3 separate regions of the Homo sapiens genome follow, and all the other regions are linked to region 2. Evidence: chromatin loops called from intact Hi-C (ENCODE). Cell type or tissue: heart left ventricle. All regions are shown on one strand. Links, peaks and the distances in the headings refer to the core of each region. The heading gives the core; the rest is flanking DNA. Region 1 overlaps TBC1D7-LOC100130357 (TBC1D7-LOC100130357 readthrough). Region 2 overlaps PHACTR1 (phosphatase and actin regulator 1). Region 3 holds the start of LOC100130357 (a long non-coding RNA gene).

Region 1 (4,995 bases), core at 1-2,500, 390 kb before region 2:
TCCCCCATTTTAGAGATGGGGATCTGAAACCCAGGTAGCTTAGGTAACCTGCCCGGGGGTGCACAGTTAGTGAGCAGTGCAGGATTTGAACCCAGGCAGGCTGACACTGGAGCCCTTTCATGTCCTCAGGTAGCATGTGACGCAAGTCTTTTATGCTGTCACTTTCTGAAAAACAGTGCAAACTCCCATGGAAGTGGATTTCATGCCACAGCGAATGAGGGAAGACACTGAAGTTGTCAACACTGAAATTTCACAAAGACTGATTTGCTTGCCCACAGATTCCCCAGGACAGCTCAGACGCGATCGTGAGCAAGGCCATTGACTTGTGGCACAAACACTGTGGGACCCCGGTCCATTCAAGCTGAACGCACCCGCTGGTTGTGGACCGTCTGCCAGGCACCACAGTGAGCATTGTGTTCTTGGCATGTGATCTGGGAAACTGATTGAATAATACACTTTTCTTGCTTTGGTGCTCAAAGTGGTTTTTTTCCCCCAATAAAATTATTTAATTGAAATGCCTGGTGTTGCTGTGTTGGCGAGCAGCATCTTGCAGTTACATAGAAATGTAAAGTTCATCTCTGAATAGCATTTCAAAAGGGTTGTTAGAAAATAGCTCCCTGATTTTAAAGCGGTTTAGTCAGGGTGAGTGGGTGTGTTAACCAGCAGTGCATAACTAAGCCTGCCCTGCCTGTCTCTAATTAGCACCAAGCTAGTTACTTTCAAGGTCTGTTTCTAGAATAAGAGTGACTTCCTTTTGTTGACACCTCAGATTTGGCTTTTGTTGATGCAATACGTGTTTAAATCCAAGCCAACTGCCTTCTGAGGCTTCATCTTGCTAAACAGGCTTTAAACAATTCCTTACTCTTTTTTCTCTTTGGGCCAGTTGGAATGAAACCATTATTGAACAAAATGTGTTTGAATTGCTCCTAGGAGCAAGTACTTGTTGGATATTTTGCTGCACTCACATTTTTCTTGATGGGGTGTTAAATGTGGGATGTTAGGGTGCACTGTGCCACGCACTAAAGCAGTGAGAGAAATGGCCGGTGAAGGTGAACAGCTCATCACCCCTGGGCCACCTTGTGCCACGTAAATGGCATGGCCACTCTTCACTGGATAGTTCCCGGCTTTGGGAGTAGTGAGTGAAAGGGGACCCTTTGTTTCACACCGGTTTAGCCTTCAGACCTGCAAGAGCCTGAGTGGTGAGTTGGATTTTCCACCCACCCCCTAAAAGACGAGGGCAGCTATGAACTTATAGAGGTACAATTCTGAGAATTCAGGCCCTCCTTAGTGTGTGAAATATCTGTTGAAAAAAAGTTCAGAGAAAGTGTGAGCTGTTGAAATCTGCTGCTTCTGAATACTAACATATCCAAGAGTATTTAATTTTTTAAAATAAAAATGCACTCCAAAGAAAAACCTTTTAAAGCAAAATTGCTGCCTAGAGTTAAAATTTTAATAAAAAATGACTTATTGCCAACCATTTATGCCGGAGCCAGGCAGGAGCGCTGGTACTCTTAGGGAGCAGGAAGGCTTAGGGGCTGAAGTTCCTCTGACTTCGCTGCTTTGGCTGGAGGCCAGCTGATCTGAAACGAAAGACTCTTACTGTACTGCTGAGAGATCTAAAAATAAATATTCTGCAAGTATATTCTGTCAAACCCAGTTTGGTAAAACCTTTCTGGCTGTAGGGTGTGGGGCGGCGATTTTTTCTTGAAGTTAGTCAATCTGAGAGTTTTTATTAAAACACTGATTGGCGGAATGATTTTTTTAAGGCCCATCCTGAGAAAGTGGTGGATGGAGAGGATGAGCATCCAGTTTCGCTTCATAGCAGAATTTCACTTTGCTGAGAGCTGAGTGTTTTGAAAATGTTTGTGCCTGCTGTCTTGGGTGAGGAGCGCAGTTCCTGATAAAAATACATCCATATGCCTTTTCTTCAAAACATTTTGTCAGGATACTGCAGAATTTTTCCTTCATATATTACAACCCACGGTTCCTGTCACAGACTATTGCGGCTAAAATGTGAGATTCTTCCTCGCCCTTGGAAAGCTGGAATTTAACATGATCAAATTTAGTTTCTGCTCTTTCCCGTCTAGAGATTTGCCTTAAACACAGATGAGAGAAGATCTCAGTCCTCTTGGCCAGGAGAAAGGAAGGCCGAGGAAGGTTGGAGAGTGTGTGTGTGTTGGGGGTGTGGCTTTGGCCTGCTGACAAATCGAATGGATGGATTGCGTCGAGGTATAATTGTGTAGAGGATTGTGTGTACACAGGCTTGTGTGTCAAGGCTGTTTCAGGAAATGAGGTCAGGGTTCATGAGAATGAAGCACTTTCTTTGTTAATGGAAAGTTCGCCTGAAAATTATGAGGCAACACTGAAATCATATGATGCGCTGAAGGAGCTCCGAGGACCTTCTTGCACTGTAGCTCTGGGTATGACAGGCACTTGCCCTGTCTTGAATTGCATAAGTTTCCTGTCATGTGGTTATCACGTCCCTATGGTGACTCAAGGTTTTGGTGTTTTCTGTCTGAAAATGAAGAACCTGGAGGGAAGCCAGTGGGGATGAGGAGGGTAAGCAAAGAGCTTAGATGCCCAGGACCAGATCCTAAAATGAGTCACTGGCTCACATGGCCCAAGTGACAGCGCCTGCTCGAGCTCTGTGACCGTAAGCAGCAGAGTGACATCCCAAGTTCTCCAGCCAAGGCAGCCTTTGGGGAGCCTGGTGAGGGGTGTGGGGTGTGGACAGTGAATCTGCCCGGGTCACATAAGGTCAGCAGCCTTTGTCTTTAGCTGGGTGTTTTGGGTCTAGAAGGGCCAGAAGGTGCTTTCCTCTGCCCTTGACAGAGAGGGAAAGGAGTGTGGGAATTTGGGGAGCAGGAGTTGGTGGCATCTCCTCTGTTGGTGAAAACAAAGAGCCGTTTCTCCTTGAGACTGTGTGCCAAATGAAACTGTCCGTGGCTCTTGGCACAAGCCGTGGCTCCTAGATCAGCTGATGTTCCTCCAGAGCTGGCACCAGTTTGAGTAGGAGGGAGGGGTGATGGATGGCGGTGTGGAGAACAGAGGGTGGTAGTGATTTCTGGGGGACCACGGTGGGGGTGCTGGCCTTTCATGGCTTTCCCGACCAGTCGCCCTTTCCACTTTGGTCCCTCTGTCAGCCTTGCCTTGGGGAGGTTAAAAAGTGAGTGGACAGTTTCTAGATGAGGTGATAACTCCCCATAAGGGGAGCCCCCTCCCAGGGGCTGATTTTACTCCAGGACAATGACAAAGGGAGTTGGAGAATGTCATCAGAGAAGGACACACAAGAATCCTAGAAGCTCATCCTAAGCACAACTCCAAATTGAATGTCATAGCAAGCGCTTAAGGTTCACATCTCCAACTCATACCTAATACTGAGGTTTTCCTTTGCAGTTTACCAGGAACTTACATGGCAGGCACTCGGGACTGCCAGAGCTCACGCTAAGCACTGGCTTTATCACAGAGTCACTTCCTGGTCTTCTCCATCATCCTTTCCTAGAGTCTTAATAAGTAGCAAGCTGGTGCTTGCTGGACATTTTAGCATCTCTCTTTTCCCTGCTTCTGCCTGCCCTCTGGACATAATACTAAGAAGATTTGAGAGGGGGGCAGCAAAGAGGAGAAGCTTTGGAAGATTCACTCCTAAACATCAGGTGGCTGCACGCTATACCGCAGTGGGCCTGCATTCCCACCTCCCGTTTCTCCCTCCTCTGACCGATATGTTTGGTTCATTTGTCTTTTTATTTGTTTTCATTCAATCACAAAATATATGTGAATACAGTCTTAATTATGGGCCAGGTACTGAGCTTAATTGCTGAACAAGACATGGTATCTGCCCTCTCGGAGTGTACAAGCATGCAGGGAAGACATATTTAACAGATAGATGTTTTGTTCCAGACATCTTTAGTAGAAACTCTCAACTCCTGTGCTGCCACACCAGGGAGAAGGTGGACTGAGTCTGTCCAGAAGCTCCAGAGGAAGGGTAGAATTGCTGTGAGATGTGTGATTCTGTGTCCCCTTCACTTAGTAATGGAAGAGGTGACAGGAAGAGCCTTGGACCGGGCAGGGGGCATGAGCATCTGCCCCACTCACTAGTTTTGCAAACCAAGCCAATCACTCAGTCTGTGTCTTGGTTTCCCCATCATCAAACAGTGATTCTGTGACATCCCTCCCTCCCCAGCGTGCTTGTGAGCATCACATGAGTTGGCTGTGAAAGCACTTTTAGAAGCATGGAACTCTGGATATTTAATATTTTCAAGAGCATCATTTGCAAGAGTGTGGCTAGGCACTGTCTCTGTTTGAATCTACCGTATGCTTGGAGGCCTAACTCAGCTCTGCCTTCTCTGAAAATTTGTTAACTGCCAAGCTCAAAGTGCATTTTCCTAACTCTGAGCTTCTGTAACATTTCAGGGACCACTCATTTAGCAATAATTGTTTGGAAGTCTCTTGTTCGGTTGTCTTGAACTTTTATTAAGTGTTCCATGTGGTTTCCCTCTAAGATGCAAGATTCTTGAAGCCAGGGGCTGCCTTTAGCACACCCGAGGCACTGGCAGATTCAGTGTCTGGCGAGGGCCCTCTGTGTGGTTCATAGATGGTGCCTTCCTGCTGTGTCCTGGTGGAAGGAATGAACTCTGCTCTTTCAGCCCGTTACAAGCGTCCTAATCCCATGCATGAGGAACCACCCCAAGACCTCACCACCTTCCAAAGGCCCCACCTCCAAATACCATCACCCTGGGGGCTAGGATTTCAGCACACACATTTTAGGGGAAGACAAACATTGAGACTAATACATTGGTTTAGAATGATCTGTTTACGTCCCAGATTTATGTGACCTCTTTGAGGTTAGTGGTAATGACTTATTCTTTTTTTCGTTCCCCCAGTGTCAAGCACATCTCCTAGCCCACGTGGGCTCTTCATGAATATTTGTTGAATATGGGAAGGCCTGGTTCAGCATTAAGACGCCTCCATTGACAAGTAATAGAGTTGTTCTGAAGC
Region 2 (10,368 bases), core at 4,446-6,945:
CAGTATCCTTGAATGCTGATATGTTGAAAGTAAAAAAACATTAGTCATTCATCACTTTGACAATTTATTCTACTCAAGAGCCCGGGCCCAGAAATATCCAATTCTCCTGAGATTTATTAGTTATTAATCATTTTGAGTTAGCAAATGAAAATTTAGTGAGTGTCAACATTATGCTTTATATTAAGGGTGCACATATTGGAAGATCTAGCATTTTAATTTTGATCTATTTTTGTCTCCTACAAGATAGGTATCCTGACCATCTAAATGATGTTGCTCTCCCAACTGCAGAGACATGGCAATAAATTTGTCATATGGGCTGCTGGTGCTCTTTTCATCATTCATCCATTCATCATTCAACAGACATATACAGAATGCCTACTCTGTACTAGGTGCTGGGGATAAATTGTCAAAAAAAAAAAAAAAAACAGTCCATGCCCTCTAGTGTATAAACACTGACAAAGCCTGACGTGTAAACAAGTCATTTAAAATATTGTATCTTAAGACATAAAATGAGAGCAGAGAGAGAAAAATAACTAGCTGGCTGGAAAGATTTTAATAAGAATTGACATCTGAGGTGGAAATTGAAGGACAAATAGAAGTTTTCCACTGGAGAAAAGCAAGGAAGGGTATTCCACACAAGGGCGGTGAGTTGGTTTGAAGTAGAGCTGTGGAAATTCAGGGTTTTGTATGAGAAATTCAGTCTGATGGGAACTGAAAGATGAGGCTGCACAGACATGAAGATTGTGAGTAACCTGCTGCGAAGATGAGGAGTTTGGAAAAGGGAAGTCATAGAGGGAGGGTGGTTTTGTTTCGTTTTAAGTTAATAAACTAGTTTTTGGAGCAGTTTTAGGCTTATGGAAAACTGAGCAGGCAGAGATACCAATGTATTACCCTTTTTGCCACGCATTACAGAGATACCCATGTATTACCCTTTTCTCCACGCACAGTTTTGCCTGGTATTAACATCTCGCACTAGCTGATCAGGTACCAGAGGTTTTCAATCAAGGGCATAATAAAGATAATTTTGTTATTTTAGGAAGCTACCTAGTAGTCATGCAGGTATGGGGCTGGAATGAGAATGTACTGGTGGCAGGACAACCAGTCATGAGGCTGTGGCCAAAGTCCATGTGAGAGCAAAGAAGAGGATGAACTAACTCAGAGGTGGTAGGGGTGACGAAGCAGATGGGTTCAATTCTAGAGACATTTATCTGCTAAGTTGTTAGCAAGATTTGGCAACTAACTATGAGGAGTGAGTAGGAAGGAGTTTAGTTTGGGCAACTGTGCTGGTCAGATTTATTATAGCTCAGCTCCAAATTCACCTCTTAGTACCTGCTCTGTGATAGTAAACTGGACTCTAAGCATTTCTCTTCTACTATGTCCATGGAGGGTACTGGAGGGACATTGCAGGAAGAAGGGCACTTCTCCTCCTGTTTTTTTTTTTTTTCTTTTTTTTTTTTTTGAGAGAGAGTTTCACTCTATCACCCAGGCTGGAGTGCAGTGGAGTGATCTCAGCCCAGTGCAACCTCTGCCTCCTGGGTTCAAGCGATTCTCCTGCCTCAGCCTCCCAAGTATCTGAGATTACAGGTGCACATCACCTTGCCCTACTGATTTTTGTATTTTTAGTAGAGACAGGGTTTTGCCATGTTGCCCAGGCTAATCTCGAACTCCTGAGCTCAAAGTGATCCACCTGCCTTGGCCTCCCAAAATGCTGGGATTACAGGCGTGAGCCACTGCCCCTGGCTCCTCCTGGTTTTGATGCTGAGTTTTGCATTTTCTTGCTCTCACTCTGGTGGTGCAGATGTGTGTGTGTGTGGACATCCAAAGGCTCCCCAGCTGCACACCCAGAATATGCAGTCCCTTGGTCACCTCACTGCTCTGGCTTGCCCTGGCATCACATTGCTGAAGCCGTCTTTATGCAGACAAGACATACTCCAGGACTTGAGCTCCAACTCCCTTGTGAACTGCCCATCAACCTAGGCTCACCTTCATCACAGAGGGCCAGTTCCTGCTGCCGAGTGACTGTTGATCAGCTCTGGTGTGGACAACTCAGCCAAATTCTCCATCATCCAGTGGACTTCAAGGACACTTTCTCCAGTGGACCTGAACCTCAGTCCTTAGGAGGGGTCCCAGTTCCAAATTTGTCCTGACTTGCCTACTTTTCCTTAGCTCTAGACTGCCCTTAAGAGTCCTCTTTATAGTTACTCCACTGTCATAGTTTAATGATTTTTTTTAATATTGTTCCTTTTTTTCAGTTGACCGTGTGATTTCTGTCTCCTGATTGCTCCCCCTGAGAGAGCAACTGAGTGGATGGTGGTCCTTATTGAGACTGAGAAGGAGGAAAATCTTTTGGTGGTAAAGAGAATGAATTCATATTTGCAATTGCTACATTTAAGGTGTGTGTAGGACCTCCAGGCGGAGAAATCAAATAAGTGATTAGGGCAAGAATGTAGAACTCAGGTTGGTGATACAGATGTCTTCAGCGCATCTATAGTAGCTGAAGTGAAGTGCGGACATACAGTTTCAGAGCTAAGCGAGGTCAAGAATGGAATCCTTAGGATTCCCCAAGTTTAAGGACTAGGCAGAGTGAAGGAGCCAGCAAAAGAGGTGAGAAGGAGCAGACTCAGAGGTAGGAGGAGACCTAGCAGAAGCTGGAAGAAGAAGTTGCCTCTGTTGGGAGCAGTGGCTCATATCTGTAATCCCAGCACTTTGGGAGGCTGAGGCAGGCAGATCACAAGGTCAAGAGATTGAGACCATCCTGGCCAACATGGTGAAACCCCGTCTCTACTACAAATACAAAAATTAGCTGGGCATGGTGGCATGTGCTTGTAATCCCAGCTACCTGGGAGGCTTGTGCCTGTAATCCCAGCTACCTGGGAGGCTGAGGCAGGAGAATTGCTTGAATCTGGGAGGCGGAGGTAGCAGTAAGCTGAAATTGCGCCACTGCACTCCAGCCTGGCAACACAGCAAGACTCCTTATCAAAAAACAAAAAAACAAAAAAAGAAAAAGAAAAGAAAAGAAGTTGTCTCAGACCACTCAGTGGAATTGAGTGTCTTCAGAGTCTGCTTCAGGTTGTTCCCAGAAACAACATCTTCAAAAGTGTCAAAAATGAGTAGGGTGTAAACAGGTCACCTCTGTGACCACCTCCTGTTTGTGAACAGTGACGTGTTTGTTATTCAGGAACACCTGGGATATCGCTTCCTCTTCTTCATCATGAAACATGCCCAAAGGTTTGCAGCTCAGCTGCTGATGATTCTGGGCCACAAAAATCATCAGACCTCTCAGGATTTGAGGCCCTGAGATCCTCTCTGATTTTGAGAGGGGCTGAGATAAATGTGCGATGCATTATGCTACTCCAGAGCTGGAGTTTGATAAGGATACCAGAAAAATCATCCCACCTCTAAGGAGTTCTCTCGTACTAGAGAGCATGCAGGGTGGGCCTCTGGAGTCAGCTGGGAGCCCCTATATGATTTGAGAACAGTTTTATCCATTCGGACATTTCCTGGGGAGACATGGTCTCAGATGGAAGCTGTTAGCGTTTAATCAGTCCTACCAAGTTCAAGGTTGCCCAGTGCCTAACTGTCATATGGCTCTTTGGATTTGCAGCAACGGGGTCGTGGGACTTTGTGTGCTAAAATTTGAGTGAAGGTTTTGACATTTTAAGTGCTCTTGGGACACAGTGAGAGCTCACGGCCAATTTGCCTGACAGCCTAGCCTCACAGGCTAGTCACCTGATGACCTCTGGAGCCAGTGCTGTTCCATATTCTGCATGATCTCTTTCCAAGGAGACATCATCCTTTGTGCTTTTATCAGATGGGAACAATTTAAAATGTTTTGGTTGTATGTCTACCTTGGGTTTTTCTGTAGGAAACTTGGTTTCTGATCGGATATTGCTAAAGTATGCATGCTGGGAGATAGGGGAACAGGTATGAAGCTTTTTCAGGCATGACAAATCCCTCCTACAAAATATATTTATGATGGCTTTAAAAGCCAGGTTTTTGTTTGTTTGTTTTGAGACAGGGTCTCATTCCAGTTGCCCAGGCTGGAGTGCAGTGGCATAATCTCAGCTCACTGCAGCCTTGGCCTCTGGGGCTCAGGTGATCCTCCCACCTCAGCCTCTTGAGTAGCTGGGGCTACAGGCACGCACCACCACACCTGGCTAATTTTTTGTATTTTTAGTAGAGATGGGGTTTTGCCATATTGCCCTGGCTAATTTCGAACTCCTGGGCTCAAGCAATCTGCCTGCCTCAGCCTCCCAAAGTGATGGGATTACAGGCATGAGCCATTGCGCCCAGCCTACAAGCCAATTTTTTAGAACCTTCATTTCTTAGATAAATGAGGATGAAACAAACCTATTCCTCAGCAAAGGTATGCTATCAGGGTGGGGGAGTGGAAGGCATGGGGGAAACAGGCCCAACGTGAGTAACATCTACATCCCTTGCATGTTTACTTTTATACCAAGCATAGCTTCACTTTAGAGGTATGCACTAAAATTACCAGCCAGAAAAACCTTTTCAAAACTGGACAACGGAGTCTCTCTTTGGATAACATGATGTGGGCACCACAGATAATGGAAAAAATTACCAACATAGGCCCTCTGATTAGTGTTACAAATAGGGTCCCCTGGGGGCCTACCCTTGTCTGCTCTTGAGATTAAATGCTGTTTTGGGCCAAGCACGGTGGCTCATGCCTGTAATCCCAGCACTTTGGGAGGACAAGGTGGGTGGATCACCTGAGGTCAGGAGTTCAAGACCAGCCTGGCCAACATGGCAAAATCCCGTCTCTATTAAAAATACAAAAAAATTAGCCAGGCATGGTGGTGCATGCCTGTAATTCCAGCTACTCGAGAGGCTGAGGCCGGAGAATCACTTGAACCTGGGAGGCGGAGGTTGCAGTGAGCCGAGATCTCACCACTGCACTCCAGCCTGGGTGACAGAGCGAGATTCCGTCTCAAATAAATAAACAAACAAACAAATAAATAAATAAAATGCAGCTTTGAGGTACAACACTCATCACATGTCTCTCTGTCCTAAATGATGTATTTTCCTTTCACCTTCCTCTTTGATTGATTTGTTTTCAGGTAATAAAGTTAATAGAGCTTTCTGGAGAGGATTTCACAGTTGGTGGTGGAGAAGACTTAGCTACTTTAAATGACAATGAGATTATTTTGTAAAGCTCTTTGGAAAGGGTACAAAGGCACTTATAAATGTATCCATTATAAACCCCCTGAAAGATAGCAAAACTGCAAAGGCTGCTGGTTTTCAGCTGAGACGCCAGCGGTCACCCTGGATTTTTTTTTTAAACAAAAAATCATTTGAGTATCATAGGCTCTGGACTTTGCTTTTGAACTAGATAATCTTTGTGCCATCCTGCAGAAAAACAGCCACATTATTATTTAACATATGTTGCCCTCTAGCAGACACCTCAGTATTGCAAGCATTTTATTCAGAAATTGTTTTTACTTACCAGCTCTCTGGCAAGTTCACAGAAAAGCTAGACTTTCTCACCAGCTAAGATAAAGGATATGCAATATTTTTAAAAGTGTATTTTCCTCTGGGGATTCTTTTCCAAAGTAAGATATGGTGTGATATATATTCTAATTCTCTTTCTTTCTTTTTTTTTGGAAGACACAAAACCCCAATGTTGATTTCTGAAACACAAAGCCCCCAATGTCGATTTCTGCAGAAACTAGAAGAAACACAGAAAATTGAAACGAACCTACAAAGAGTTTGGAAATCACATATGGCCATGAGATCTATGGCTAGGCAGAATCCACAACATGGGAAGTCAGGAAATGAAAGGTAGTGAGCCTTCTAAGTCAACAGGGATTTCCTGAGCACCAGTTTTGCACAGCTTTGTTAAGTGTTGTAGGGGATTGGCTTGCAAACTGTTTGTGAGGTTGTGATTGGACACCTTGGGGACTGTTCCTCACCATCTCCATGCAGCCCCTTTGCCAGCCAAACTGAGCTTTCATGCCAGTCAGAAATGGTGTTTCCCTCTGAGCTCCTATGCCACTTTGCCACCCTTGGGATGCCTGCCACATGACACCATGCGCCACAGTTCTATGTGTACATGTCCCATCTTCCCATCTCTAAGGTTCCCAGAGACTCACTTGCTGAACTGCCATAGTGCAGCAGAGCCAGCCAGATCTGATTCAGATCCAGGCTTTGCCACTTAACCTGTCTTTGCACCTTAGTTTTCTCATCTGCAAAATGGGAAAATGCCCATCTTCATGACTATGTGGAAGATTAGAGAATGGCCTGCTCATAGTGGGCATCCAGTAGACGGCGGCTATTACTGACAAAAGGGGACTTCTGTCAATAATAATATGTACGTGCTCATGGTGCTGATGAACAAAGCTGCAACTGGATCCTTGGTTACTGTTTCCTAATTTACTTAAAGAGGAAAAAGTTGAAGGTATTTATTTTCACTTGGTAAAGCCTGTTTGTTTTTCTTAGCAATACATTTTCCTAGAGAAAAAAAGAATTTGATCAAGCAGATTTTCTTTTCCTATTTTTCAAAACAAGTACTATATGCATTTTGTTAGTGCATGAGTCTGCCAATTCTCATTGGCCTGGTATCCTCCTACGATTATGCTTGGACACCTATCACTAGACACCTAAGGTTTTATAAGACATGAACTGGCAAGTGGGAGACAAATGCATCCTGGGGGGCCATTATTAGAGTTTCAGTGGTTATGGCACATTGCTGCTGATAGATACACTAAAGGGCCTGATATAATCCTTGGTCTATCAGCTTATACAGTAGAGCTCGTCTAGGAAGATGTGCAGCAGAAAACCTGCCTACTCCTCCCTCTTGGCTGGTCTGGGGCCCCAAGTGTTTTATACAAAGCCTGGACTTGGCTCTGATCTACACAGAATTGAAGAGCAGATGGGCTCATATAAAGGAGCTGAGCCAAGGGAGATTAAGCAGCTCTGTTCTCTAGAACTCACTGCCACCACCAGGCGAAGGCTGCGGAGTTTGCCAGGGCAGGGCTGGACAGATACTGAAGGCAACTGGGATCTTCGAATGTGGGGCTTGGAGAGATCACCAATGGTTGTTTGTTAGAAGTTGAAGAATAGTGGGAATCGTAAGCCCTGGGTATGCAAGAGTGGTGAGCTTAGACGCTACTGGGCATGTCTTCTAGGGAAATTTCAAATATTCATGGGGGAGGTCCAAGGGAATGCTGCCGATCTTAAGTCACAGCAGCAGCCAGGATGCTCTCCCCTTGATTTAGGCATTGGTCCAGTTTCAAATGAACTCTCATGAAGACTCCACTTGGCAACTGTACTACACTGGCATTCAACCTGGAGGGGATACATGGGCCATTGTATTTACACTGCACTTTTACAAATGAGCAAGGTTGTTTTCACCTACTCATAACAATCATTTCTTTCATCTACCTCTTATGAAGACACCGCATCCGGCTCGATGCCATGCCCTTCATATTTTTAAATTCACATCCATGTTCAATTAGTGTAATTACAAAAATAAATTTAAAACCAATTACTCCCGCATATAATTATACATCTCACAACTCAGCATTTGCAGATAAAGGAAGCCATAGCTGTTATGACAATAGTTCCTAATAGCCTGGAACTGTGAATTAATTGCAGTTTAAGACGGCACCACAATGTAAATAGTGACATCGTTATTATTGCAAGATCACTGCACCACAAGGAAGAATAGGTTGCAGTGAAATTGTGGGAGAAGGGTCACTAGTTTCCATCAACATGTAACCAAATGGTGGGGAGATGGGCAAGAGTATGACATGAAATGACTGAAAAAGTTGGAGTCTTTAAGAAAAAAAATTTTGTTTTTAATCTTCCTGACCATTTGTTTCACTCACATCCACTCAAGTACTGAGGAGTCCTGGAGACTTCACCTCTGTGACAATGTGGGTCCTCACCTTGCCTCTCCACCTCCATTGCCTAAGTACTGCTATGCACTGATCATTTCTGTTTCCCCCCACCGTCTCCTCATGCCATCTTCTTCTCTCTATGCAGCCACCTGATGCATTTTGCTAAATTGAAATTTGACGGTATCATTTCTAGGCTTAAAATCATCCAGTGGTTCTTTATGGCTAGCAGGAAAGCGGTTCTCATGTTGTCAAGCAAACCTACAAGGACCTACAAGGAGATGTGCGGCTTCCTGCCTGCCATGGGTCATCTCCTTCCTCCTGTTCCTCCTACCGCTTGGGCATCCAGCACCCGGCTGACCTGCAGTTCCATGAGCACACTGTTCTTAACCTTTGCATGTGCCTGTGCTCCCTCTTTGTGGAGGACCACACAGAGGCTGGCCCCACTTCCCCACCCAGCTCCATGCCATAGTCACCTGCCCCATTCTTATCTGCCTTTCAAGATTCAGCTCACACTTCACCTCCTTTGCCAGACATTCCTTGACTGCTGCAGGCAGAATTGTCTCCTCCATCATATTTGCACAGCACCCTTTTTTTTTTTTAAATCTCTGCAACTGCACTTAGCACATTTTATTATTCTTTCCACGTATGCACTGGCTTCTTCACTAGACTGTGAATGCGTTAGGGACAGCCACCAAGCTTTCCATCCTATTTATCCCTGGGACTGAGCTCACTGCTTCATCTATAATAGGCAGTCTCCATATTATTGTCCAATTCTATTTTTAATTTCGGTTTATTTTCTTTACATAAACTCATAAAGTAAAACAGGAAAAGTTTGGTCTGGAGAAGCAAAGATGAAGGGGAACTCGATAACGATCTTGAAGAATTTGAAGGGTTGTCCTATGAGAAAGGATTTGGGCTTGTTCTACCAGGCCCAGGTGCGATTCTTGGTTGATGGATGGAAGGCATAGTGAGATAGATATTAGATCAATATAAAGAAGAACATCCCTAAATGTCAACTGTTCAAAAAAAGAATAAGCTGTCTCTTGAGTTAGTTGGTGAATGTCTCACAGCTACATAGGCTAAGCTGGAGATTTTGTGGGAATTATTCAAGAATCACATAGATGGACACACAGGTTGTCTTTTTATATTGTGAAATAATAATTAAAACATGACATTGATGTTCCATTATACTACCACTCTGCATCGTAAGAAAAGGCCTCAAGGAGCCTCTAACAAGGTAGAACAAAACTCATGGAAGGAACCTGGACATCTTTCTTGAAAGCTCACAAACTTTAATAGTGACCAAGCCATCCCAATTCTATCTTCTTAACACCTTCCACTCTCATCTCTCTTATTTAACCCCTTTGCCTCTGGTGTATAGAGGCCCTCACAAACTCCAACCTAGACTATGGTTCTACTCTTCTAATATCCTGAATTAGTACCCACTCCTTCTTCTTCAAGAAAGATGTCCAGGTTCCTTCTGTGAATTTGGTACCAGGCTGATTTGGAGACAGTGATCATGTTTGAATGTACTGGGGAAAAATTAATGAAATTTCTAGATCTTCAAAACTGAGGACCAACCTTAGATCAAAATGACCTCCACAAGTAGTTCTACCTTGTTAGAGGCTCCTTGAGTGGAAATGAATGCTTTCAAATTGCAATAACTACATAGAAATAAAAGACACTAGCAACTATTCATAGAAGTCTTATATAGTGGAGAGCACATAAGTGAAATTGCTCATGATTTTCAAACTTCTCTCCTTCTTCCCTTATCTGGTTCTCTGGAGAAATAAAAACCTCAAGCTGATTAGGTTTGGTTAACTTATTTCTACTTTAAACTATAATTATTTTTCTGATGCACTAGTAATATGAGCTTCTAAGAGTTGCCCAGACAGTTGACTAACCAAAGAGAATTTTGTAATGTAACGGAAAAAGCCAATTGTTCATTGAAGGGAAATATGTCAGTAGCTGAAAGGACTTTAAAAAGAGGAAATGCCAACTATAGAATCTAGTTAATATTTTAAATTAGATCTTCATTTTTATCTAGTGGAAATATTAAAAATTTGAAGGAGGAAATAGAGAAACCTTATAATAACATGATTACCAGTATTGGCCAACTCTTAGTTTATCTGCCTCAATTCCTTTCTCAGGGAACTACTCTGTGCCTCTTCATGTGGTTCTGATGGGTCCATCCTTCAAGTGTGCTGTCCAATCACAGTGGTCGAGCCAAGTGTCAATCAGAAAGCCTAATTTCTCTAAATGTAATCATTGATCCAGAGTGGACACGTGACCCAACCAGAGCCAATTGGAGTTCTTTTGGGGGACTGGAAAGCTTCACTGAGAGTGGGTTTCCCATTCAAAGGTCATGAAGTGTATTCAGTTTCCTCTGTGTAGAAAGATCCTGCTAGAAAACGAAGACAACAGAACCAAGAGATGGAGACACATAGAAAGGGTCATGATGACACTTAAGGGTCTGTGTTCATCCTTGCCTGAGCTAGTACTATCCCTA
Region 3 (10,368 bases), core at 1,695-4,194, 380 kb before region 2:
ATGGTGGGGCCGAAAAATAGAGCTACACATTGATGGTGTCACTACCACACACGCTCTTTTCTGCTTCATTCCAGACTGCCTTTACATTTTAAAAAATCCCGATTTGTTTCAGCCACTATTATTTGAGTTTTTGGTTATGTGAAGACTGTTAGACCTAATGCTAACTGACACCACCAGAGCAGATGCAGATTAGCAAGGCAGATATGGGTTTAAATCTATGTCTAAAACCATCATCTTTCTGACTGCCCTTTCTGGGATTCACTAGTGGTATAGGGTCAAGGGAACTGGATTGAGAGTTCTTTGCTCATCTCTGCTACTAACTGTGTGACTGTTTTTTCTTGGCCTCAGCCCCTTCATCTGTAAAACGGGGATGAGAGATGAAAGTGACCAGCACAGTGCTGGGGTGCAAAACTCATTCCGCTGGTGCTGGGGGCAGGGGTGTCTCAGGATGATGGTGTGGGGATGTGATGCAGTGGCCAGTGCTAATGCAGCAAGGAGGGGCCCCGTGGGGTGAAGCTTGGGTGCTGGCAGCAGTGCAGCTTCTAGTCCTTGCTTGCTTTAAAAAAATTCTTTTTGAGATAGGGTCTCACTGTGTCACCCAGGCTGGAGTGCAATGGTGTAATCACAGCTCACTGCAGCCTCGAGCTCCTGGGCTCAGGTGATCCTCCCACCTCAGCTTCCCCGGTAGCTGGTAGCTGGGACTACAGACACATGCCCAGCTAGTTTTTTGCATTTTTTGTAGAGATGGGGTTTCGTCATGTTGCCCAGGCTGGTCTCGAACTCCTGGGTTCAAGAGATTCACCCACCTCGGCCTCCCAAAATGCTGAGATTACAGGCATGAGCCACTGCACCCCACCTTCTAGTGCTTTCTTTAGGGGTGTCCCCCCTTGGTGTGCTGAGGGCAGCAGAGCACCTTCCTCTGTTGTGACCAGAAGGTTTGGACTAAGTGACCCTTTTAGCATGAATGGCCTTTGGTTTTGTTGGGAGGGAGCTGGGGGCAGCACAAGCAGCTTTCCACTGGGCTCAAGAAACCTGCCTTGGCGTCTTCCTCCACCTAGGCATGATGCTGAGGCCGGGGAGGCAGCCCAGGCAGCATCTTGCCTCCCCGCACAGCTTTGCTGCTGAAATCTAAGTGACTCTACCCCGCTACTTGCTCTGAGCCAGCCGAATGTCCGGTCAAAAAAAGAGCATTTGTGCTGTCCTGTTGACTGGGGCCTATAGTAAGATTGAAACCACAGCAGAACTGTGCACACCTCTGCTGTCCAAATCAGAGATGCTTTTTGCTTCTAATATCACTCAACTACTCTCCAAACCTGAAGCTGTCACTCTTTGTCCTTCCCCTCCTCCCCACTCCAATCAGTTACGTTCGGCACCTGCAGGGTTTCCGCTCATGCATAGCTAGCTGATTCCTGGAGGGCAAAAACCATGTCTTTACAGTGAACTAAAAATATCAAGAGACGCACTTACCTCCCCGCACAGAGGGGGGTCACTAGGGAGACCTGAACTAGGATGGCTCAATTGGAGCCTCTCACTGTTTGGCCCAGTGGGTCTCCGTTTTTCTGCCCAGCTGCTGGACAGCCTGAAACATGCCTGCCTTTCCTTACTGTGGCCGGTTCCTGGATTTTAAAATTGGGTATGATTGAAATAAGGTCGTCTGGGTGTGCATGTTACACGCAAGTTAAATTTCCCTGTTCGAGTTTTGTCCTACAAAAGGCAGTCAGCCCTGTGTGTTCTTTCTGGTCTTCTTATTTTAAAAAAATAATTGTAACTAAATTTTTGATGGAAAAGGAACATGTGCCAATAGAGGGGAAAGGCAGCCAGGACAAAAGGGTCTACAGTGACCGGTGGCTGTTCTCCGTGTCCCAGCCCCAAGGACCCTTCCTCAGCACCAACTCCTGGAGTCTAACAATGAGCGTGTTATTTCAGGTACTTTTCTAGGAAGAAAGAGGGGATTTGTCCTGCCTGCTTTGGGGCTGTCATCACCAAGTCAGTGAGATGGAATTGAGGAAAACCCAAGGTGGCTCAGCTGCCACAGGGGCTCCTGCCATGATTGCGTGGATGCTGACGAGCGGGCTGGGGGCATGGGGGAGTGGGGCTCGCCCAGGTGACAGCTCATATTCTAATGGTGGCTTGGAAAATGTCCCCACCACCCCAGCGACAACGCAGCACACAGTCTGAACAAAGCCAGCCTCTTGCCAGATGGCATTTTTGCTATTTTAACCCCAGGGCCTTGCAGAGCCGGTACGCTGGGGCTTCAGTGAGGCGGCCAAGGCCTTCCAGGAGGCTCAGGTGTTGAGCCATAAAGCCCCAGATGTGCTTCATGCATGACGGCCTCGGTCGCACAGTGGCAGGCCTGCCACACTGCGGGGACTGGCCACAGGGTTGCTGCGTGAGACCAAAGCCTTTACTCTGATGCCGTCCCTGGTCAGGACTGTCTGAGATAAGAAGTTCAATCCATGTGTGAAGTGTTTTTTTACCTGTGTAGCTGAAGACTGGCTTGTCCTCTTCTGGGTGGGGGCTCTGAATGGACCCCAGGACCATGGACCCCAGGGACCCCCCTGCCACACTGGACAAGGTGTCAGTGACCACTCCAGGTTGGTGATTGGTGATTAAGGAACAGACAGCATTTTCCTCCCTCCCTCTACCATTTCTCTTTCTCGTTTTTGTTTTGTTTTGTTTTGTTGATTAAAGGTAGAACAGCAATGGTATCTCCACATAGGAAACACCAAGCCTTTGTGACCACATGAGCCGCAGCGTCTTCATCATGGATGAGGAGGGGAACCAGTTCTGGAATTCTGGCTCAGGGTAGATGCATCTTAACGGAAGAAGAATTAGTCAATTCTGTTTCCGTGGTTTACTCTTCCTGTCTCCTGCAGATGAATTCATTAGTTTAATTAATGAGAGCCCTTTGCCTTCCTCTGCAGTGTTGCCCATGGAAATAGTGGATGATCATGGCTCCCTATTATGAAATGTGGAGAGCATTATTTGATTAGGAGCAGAACCCTTTTCCCCCCCAGAAAATAGCCTCTAGGTAAGGGACTGGACGCTCACACACGATGAAGTGTCTGGTGTTCTTCTCTCTCATTAGGTAGCATGCCCTTCTCTTCCTGCCTTTGCAACAGCTCTAGGTAGGACCCACACTGTACAAGTGCCTCATTCGTGACTTCTGCTTCCCTTGCAGGAAGGCATAAATGTTGGCTGACTGTCAAATGCTTGTGGGAGGTCCCCACGGAGTGGAGAAGCGGGAGACTCAGCTTAATCACAGACAAAGTTGTGCATGAGAGGTGAGAGGGAGGAGCTGGAAGCCGGGGCTTGGAGGCAGTCCATGATCTTTCCGTCTGTGATCCTCAGTGTCAGAAAACTATGTAATCACTCAAGACAGGCAAATGGGATAACTGGATGGATGCTGAGGAAGTGTGAACTCAAGAAGGTAGAGGGAAAGCCACGACACGTCAGCGTAGCAGGGAGGTTAAGGGCATTGCCTTAGAGTCAGGCAGACCTGGGTTTGGAAGCCCCTCCGCCACTTACCATCTGTGTGACTTTGCCCACGTTGTTGTTTGGGGACCTGAGTTTCCTCATCGGTGACCAAGGTGTCGTAAGGGTTAAAGAAAATGGTGCATGAAGATGGCCTAACAGAGTGCCTGGGGTACGGTAAGTGTTTACTGTGTGGGAGCTGTTAGTGGTGCTGTTGGTAGGGATCAAGTGACCAGGTAGCCAGAGTTAGAAATCAGGGCCGCCACCTGCCAGGTGTCAGAAGAGACAGCTATTTGTTCATACTTTTTTTTTCTTTGTATGCTTCTCATTGAGTTCCAAGGTTGCCTACATGAGACCTCTCTTGGACTCCTTTCAGGAAAGCTTAGTTGCTCAGTGCCCGAGGGCCCTTGTTAAACCCTGATTGTCCCTGAGGTGGTCACCACAACATGGCCACATCAATAGCATCCCTCACAGGACTCCCAGGTCACACGCACCAGAAGGGTCTGCTTGGGAAGCCTGAGCAGAGTGATGTAGCAGGGGACAGGAGGTGAGGCTGGCGGAAGTGAGCAAGGGCCACACTGTCACTACGGATGCCACACTGCAGAGTGGGGCTTGATGGGTAAGACAGTGGAGGCAGGTACCAAGAGGGAGGGTGGGGTGAGCCCATCTGAGTTGGGAGACATGACTCTCATGGCAGGACTGGATGCTGAGGCCACAGGCAGAAAGATCATGGCTGCCGTCATCCAGGTGGGAGAACCTTTTTCAAAAATTAGTATATCTGTATTTTATTTTATTATTTATTTATGTTTCAATAGCTTTTGGGGTACAAGTGGCTTTTTATTATTTTTTGGAGACAGAGTTTTGCTCTTGTTGCCCAGGCTGGAGTGCAGTGGCACGATCTCAGCTCACTGTAACCTCTCCCTCCCGGGTTCAAGTGATTCTCCTGCCTCAGCCTCCCAAGTAGCTGGGATTACAGGCACCCACCACCACACACAGCTAATTTTTTCTATTTTTAGTAGAGATGGGGTTTCACCATGTTGGCGAAGCTGGTCTCGAACTCCTGACCTCAGGTGAGCCACCTGCCTCGGCCTCCCAAAGTGTTGGGATTACAGGTGTGAGCCACTGTGTCCGGCCTCACAAGTGACTTTTTGTTACATGGATAAAATATATAGTAGTTTATTCTGAGATGTTAGTGCTCCCATCACCTGAGTAGTGTACATTGTACCTAATGTGTAATTTTTCATTCCTACCCTCCTCCCACCCTCCCCCTTCTGAGTCCCCAAAGTCCATTATCTCATTTTTAGGCCTTTGTGTCCTCATAGCTTAGCTCCCACTTATGAGTGAGAACATACGATACTTGGTTTTCCACTCCTGTGTTGCTTCACTTAGAATAATGGCCTCTAGCTCCATCCAAGTTGCAGGACACTCTACGATACCCTGCTGCTTTTTAGAAAACCTGGGCCAGGGGCTTGGGACAGATCTGAGCTACAGCCATAGACAGGGAGTCATCTGAAGCCACACCCGTGGAGGAGATCACTTAGGACCTGTGGAGAGTGAGCCAGGGAGCGTTTGCCGAGTCAAACAAGTCAAACGTGTCCTTTGGCTTAACAGGTTAAGTAGCTACATCCGCAGAGCACCCTCAAACCTGCGATGCTGTAGGGGACAAAGCATTGTGTCGTAGACATCACCCATCAAGACCCAAGAGCACTCCAGGGTGTTTTGCCCAAGGGCAGGGAGAGGCAGAAGGATGTCAGATAACCTGATTGATGGCGGCTTCGGGATGAGGCCCCATGAAGGCACTTGGGAGGGTAGGTCCCAGGGCCACCCAGCTCTCCAGGAGGGCAGTGCATGGCAGGGAGGGACTGCAGGGACAGATGGCAGATTTGTGGTGACCTGAAGGAGAGGAATCTAAACTGTTAGAGACAGGCCTCAGCCGGACTTGCTTTAAAGTTAACTCTTTCTTAATAACTAAGTTGAATGTTTTAAAAATGCCAGTATTCCCAAATCATGGACAAGTTGATGCTCCAAAGAATATTAGGAACATCTAATTCACTGTCTCTGTTTTCCATATGAGGAAATTGAGGCCCAGATAAACAGATGCGATAGACACACCAGGCTGCCCCTTCCTGCAGAGAGAGAATGTGTAGCCACAACCTTTGTTTCCTTGGGAAAGGGCTCCCTCCGTAGCAGGATTATGGCCAGTTTCCTTCCCTCTTGCCAGGCAGTCTGCTAGGAGTTTTATCAAAGCTGTTTCTTTCTTGTCCTTTCACTGCCCTAAAACTTGCAATCAAGTTCTCAGATTAATTTATCAAAAGTCAGAGAGCGGCCGGGCGCAGTGGCTCACGCCTGTAATCCTAGCACATTGGGAGACCGAGGCGGGCAGATCACGAGGTCAGGAGTTCAAGACCTGCCTGACCAACATGGTGAAACCCTCTCTCTACTAAAATACAAAAGTTAGCCAGGCGTGGTGGTGGGCACCTGTAATCTCAGCTGCTCAAGAGGCTGAGGCAGGAGAATCGCTTGAACCCAGGAGGCAGAGGTTGCAGTGAGCTGAGATCATTCCACGGCACTCCAGCCTAGGAGACAGAGCAAGACTGTGTCTCAAAAAAAAAAAAAAAAAGCTCTGCAAGGACAGAAAGAAAGAGAAACTGATGGATTTTTGAAATATGAAAACCTTTTTGTAAAGTACTTGCCCCTTCTGTCATAGCCACTGCTGCTCCAGGGGCCCCCTGGCTGCACAGGTGAGAGCTCTGGGCACAGATACTCTGATGCAAATACTGCAGGACCTGAACATCCAGGAGGGCTTCACTGCTGCTTCCCAGCAAAGATATGAGCAGTACATGGGGGCACTCAGAGATCTCAGGCAAAGGAGAGGTGGCTCCCTTTGGGGATTCTTCTCCCAGCCTTTGAGACTCAGAAGTGGGATTCCTGGACCAGCAGCATCAGCAGGCCCTGAGAGCTTATTAGAAATGCAGACTCCCAGGCCCTGTTCAGACCTGCTGGCTCAGTACTTGCATGTTAACGAGACCCCCAGGTGATTCCTAGGCAAGGTGGTTTGAGCAGCACGGCACGAGGTTGCCCTTTACCAGAACAGCCTTTCTACGCTGCTGGACGAAGGATATGCTACCCAGCAACGTCCCCCACCTAAAATGCAGCCCCTCTGCTTCCGCTGAAAGCCTTCAAAGACAAGTAGTAACCAGAAGGTTATGCAATGCAGTTCTTTGCTTTATACATCAAATACTCAGGCTTCTCAAGAACGGAGATAGAGGCCAGGCACGGTGGCTCACACCTGTAATCTCAGCATTTTGGGAGGCCGAGGAGGGTGGATCGCCTGAGGCCAGGAGTTTGAGACCAGCCTGGCCAACATGGTGAAACCCTGTTTCTACTAAAAATAAAATGCAAAAAAAAAAAAAAAAAAAATAGCCAGGTGTGGTGGTGCACACCTCTAGTCACAGCTACCCGGGAGGCTGAGGCAGTAGAATCACTTGAACCAGGGAGGCGGAGGTTGCAGTGAGCCAAGATCTCCAGCCTTCCCAGATCGTTAAAAGGACAGTTGACATTTTAGATATTCTTATAAAAATGTTGAGGAAGGCCGGACGCAGTGGCTCACGCCTGTGATCCCAGCACTTTGGGAGGCTGAGGTGGGCGGATAATGAGGTCAAGACCAAGACCATCCTGACAAACATGGTGAAACCCCATCTCTACTAAAAATACAAAAATTAGCCAGGCATGGTGGCGCGTGCCTGTAATACCAGCTACTTGGGAGGCTGAGGCAGGAGAATCTCTTGAACCCAGGAGGCGGAGGTTGCAGTGAGCCAGGATTGCGCCACTGCACTCCAGCCTGGCGACGGAGCAAGACTCAGTCTCAAAAAAAAAAAAAAGTTGAGGAAAAAAATCCTAGTACACAAAAGTCTTCTAGAAAGTTAATGTATGTGCTACAATACTTCCTTCCCCCAATAATACCAGAGGAGACATGCGGTTGTCCCGTATGTCCACTCACTCTCACTATGTATTTTGCAGATGAGCTGACCTCTCCCATTCCTGCAACCTCCCTTTCCCAGTCAAAGCATTTTTGGTGGTTTCTGCTGCTGGTTGATAACAAAACACACAAGAGTCAAGAATTTTTTTTTTTTTTTTTTTACTTTTTTTTGGTTTGTTTTTAAAGAAACTGCATACATCATCAGAGACAAACAATAATTTAAATACCATGCAGTTTCTGTATGTACAAAACCTAGGCCACAGAGATCCAGTTTAATTTGTATTCTCTATTTACATCGTTTTCCTCATACAGCCATCATCTGTTAAATTAGAACCTGGGAGATTAGGGGATTGACGGTCACCACACTCACTCCTATACAAAGACAAACTATGTACAGACACCCAGGAAGCAACTGGAAAATGCAACCGGTCTGGGGATTAACAGACAGATAGGGAGAAAAAGTCATTTAAGGTGACCTTTGCCCACCGGCTGTGCACAGGGAGAGCCTGAAATTCCATTCATCAAAGCAACACACCACGATTTTCATTCGGCAAATAAAAATACATGTTCATAAGCGGGAGAAAAATAAACCCAGAGCTTTTCATCACATGTACCGTCACATTGTTTGGTTTCTCTAATCTGACATAAAGGCTAAAGTTTTAAAAGTTTTACAGTGCTTTGAGGGCCTTTAGAGATGAATATATCAGCCATTTAAAAAAAGCTAGTTGGCTGATGGCGGTCTCTTCTGTCACTGATTGATTGGGGGCGGGGGCAGGGTTGGGCAATGTCTAATCTTTAGAAGGAAGCATTTGATTTGAGACATTTCACATTTTTCCTCTCACGCTAATCCAAATGAAAAAAATGCTCAACTGGGAATTTACACACATAAAATAAACTTTGACTTGCCAGCTACAGCTTTTTCAAAAAAGAGATGCATTTTAAGTCATCTAGCTCACCTTTTTATTTTTTCCCTTAATTAATGTCAAATTGTCATCTTGGAAAGTAACACAAATTGCTGCAGTTGTCATGACATTGTAGTGAAAAAAAAAAAAAAAGAAAATTGAATAGGTCTCTAGAAAGACCTTAAGGTTTTAAGAAAGGAAAGAGACAGCAGAAGGCCCATCCTGCAGGCCACAGAGGTTGCTGAGCCTGTGTAAGAGCCACTTAAAACGGGCTTGAAATAGCCCATCCTGAAGGCGCAGGACCTGTCAATGGCAGGGGAGGTGCACCCCTCAGTCTGAGCAAGTGACTGCTGGAAAGGAGGCCCTGCAGGAAGAGCAGTGGAAATTGTGTTCAATATCTTCCATGCACAAAGTGGACTGCAACATGAGGGCACTTTGGGCGGAAACCCTGGGCTGTCTGCTGGCTGGCTGCAGGGAGATCCGCTTGGGCCTTATATCCCCAGGGAATCTGAAGGGCCAAGAACTAAGGCCAGCAGAGAAGCCATGGGCCTATCATGGGAGGAGTCCGGTCAATGGAATGAATTTCCTTAGGACTCGCTCCTGGCCAGGGAGGACCATCATGCCAGGGCACCGCGTGTGCCAGGAGCCCAGCTGCAGTTAGAGGAAGTTCAGACTCAAAGCCTGGCCGGCAGGCAAGTCCACCTGGAACACGTGTCCGCCCGCCCGCCGTAGAGAAGTTCAACGAAAGAGCCCTACATCTTTCGTCATACCATTTGCACATTCAAACGTCAGTAAGCCTTTCGGGAAGACTGTGTTTACAGCCACACTAAAATCCCGATCACATTTTCCCTGAACAATACCTCTCCCCACGGCAGGAACTATTCAGATTCAAGAGTTAAAAAAAAAAAAAAAAAATAGGATCTAGTGATGGCATCCTCCTTGGGTCGGGCAGAGGCGTGCTGGCTCCAGGTGGCAAGGCAAAGCTGCAGCTGGAGGCACCGCCCAAAGAGCTGCCCTGAACTCTCCCCAGCAGTTGTTTGGCTCCTGGGTTAGTGCCTAGATGGGAGCCGTTCATGCCTGCAAAAAAATGCAATGGCCTCGTTGACGGGTGTGCATCCTAAGAGTAACCTGCTCCCACAGGGTTTGTGGTGGGGAGACGACTGGTTAACTTTTTGGAAAGGCCAAGCTGGCGTCTTTCTAAATGGCATGTGTGGTGGAGAGTTCCACCACCTAGAAAGACTGGAGTAACGATGGAGTCACTCCAGAAGGTGAGAGAGCTCTGCAACTGAGGGCCTGCGAGCTCTGTTATGAAGGAAATCGAAAGCTGCAATGGGCCTCGTTAGGATGCTGTTAGGGTTTAGGAGGGTCCTGGCCTCATCGCACACCCTATCCTGGGTGTCCCAGTCAGAGACACACCCACAGTCACGCTCCCTGGCATCATGAGGGTAGAGGGAGGAGCTCTCTGGATCAACTGGAGCAGGAAGGGGCACTGTGGACAGGTGTGGCTGGTGTTGGCCTGATTCTGGCACATGCCCAACTCTGGGGCTCCTTCACAGAAACTCTTCAGTGCAAAAAAAAAAAAAAAAAAAAAAAAAAAAAAAAAAAAGAGAAGGCCATGGAGTGGTTCCAAGTCCCTCAGTGGCTGGAAAGCCAGTCCTACAGGAGTGGTTTCTGGCCTGCATGCACTGGTCCTATACACAGAAGCTAAGAACTCCCAAGCCATATAATCAGCTTCAAGGCGCACAGAGAAAATAAATGTCAGCCAAGCAGTTTCTGACCCCACAGGATTCAATAGGGTCCTCCCACTCAGACTTATAAACAGCACAGGAGTACCTTAGCAATGGCTGTGTGTGTGCGTGGGTCACTCATGACACTGGACACTCTGGACACAGTTGGGTTGATTATTTGAACTGAGCATATGACATCTTTCCCCTTCTAAACCAGAGCTTCCTGAAAGGCAGCTCAGCTCAGGCAGAGGGAGCAGGATGGGTGCTCAGTGCCAGCCTTCGTAGC

What was found. Hi-C counts contacts between places; a loop is a spot of excess contacts. Peaks named below come from ENCODE experiments on the same cell type or tissue, not always from the same donor. Only the 100,000 strongest peaks of a DNase experiment are listed, where the experiment ranks them.
Region 1: it touches region 2 in a loop (3-fold over the local background); 4 of 110 quality-filtered maps call a loop at or near these places.
Region 3: a loop joins it to region 2, with 2.3 times the contacts of the local background. A loop is called at or near these places in 4 of 110 quality-filtered maps.

The regions. Positions count from the first base shown.
Region 1 is chr6:13,300,471-13,305,465 of GRCh38, reverse strand. It overlaps TBC1D7-LOC100130357 (TBC1D7-LOC100130357 readthrough), which reads left to right. Exons shown (of 9, transcript NM_001318809.2): 8 at 279-404. The coding sequence ends at 365. It overlaps TBC1D7 (TBC1 domain family member 7), which reads left to right. Exons shown (of 8, transcript NM_016495.6): 8 at 279-515. The coding sequence ends at 365. Among named protein-coding and RNA genes, the nearest start is that of TBC1D7, 26 kb to the left of the region's middle. RefSeq lists an enhancer at 2,316-2,365. In heart left ventricle, for the core only: no CTCF peak of the experiment used is centred there; a DNase peak (open chromatin) is centred at 1,545; H3K4me3 peaks cover 959 bases; H3K27ac peaks cover 1,620 bases.
Region 2 is chr6:12,906,598-12,916,965 of GRCh38, reverse strand. The region is part of intron 4 of PHACTR1 (phosphatase and actin regulator 1); the gene reads right to left. Among named protein-coding and RNA genes, the nearest start is that of PHACTR1, 200 kb to the right of the region's middle. In heart left ventricle, for the core only: a CTCF peak has its summit at 5,419; no DNase peak of the experiment used is centred there.
Region 3 is chr6:13,287,712-13,298,079 of GRCh38, reverse strand. The region is part of intron 8 of TBC1D7-LOC100130357 (TBC1D7-LOC100130357 readthrough); the gene reads left to right. It overlaps LOC100130357 (a long non-coding RNA gene), which reads left to right and starts at 2,494. Exons shown (of 5, transcript NR_160971.1): 1 at 2,494-2,594; 2 at 2,692-2,805; 3 at 3,182-3,284. It overlaps PHACTR1 (phosphatase and actin regulator 1), which reads right to left. Exons shown (of 15, transcript NM_030948.6): 15 at 10,243-10,368. In heart left ventricle, for the core only: no CTCF peak of the experiment used is centred there; no DNase peak of the experiment used is centred there.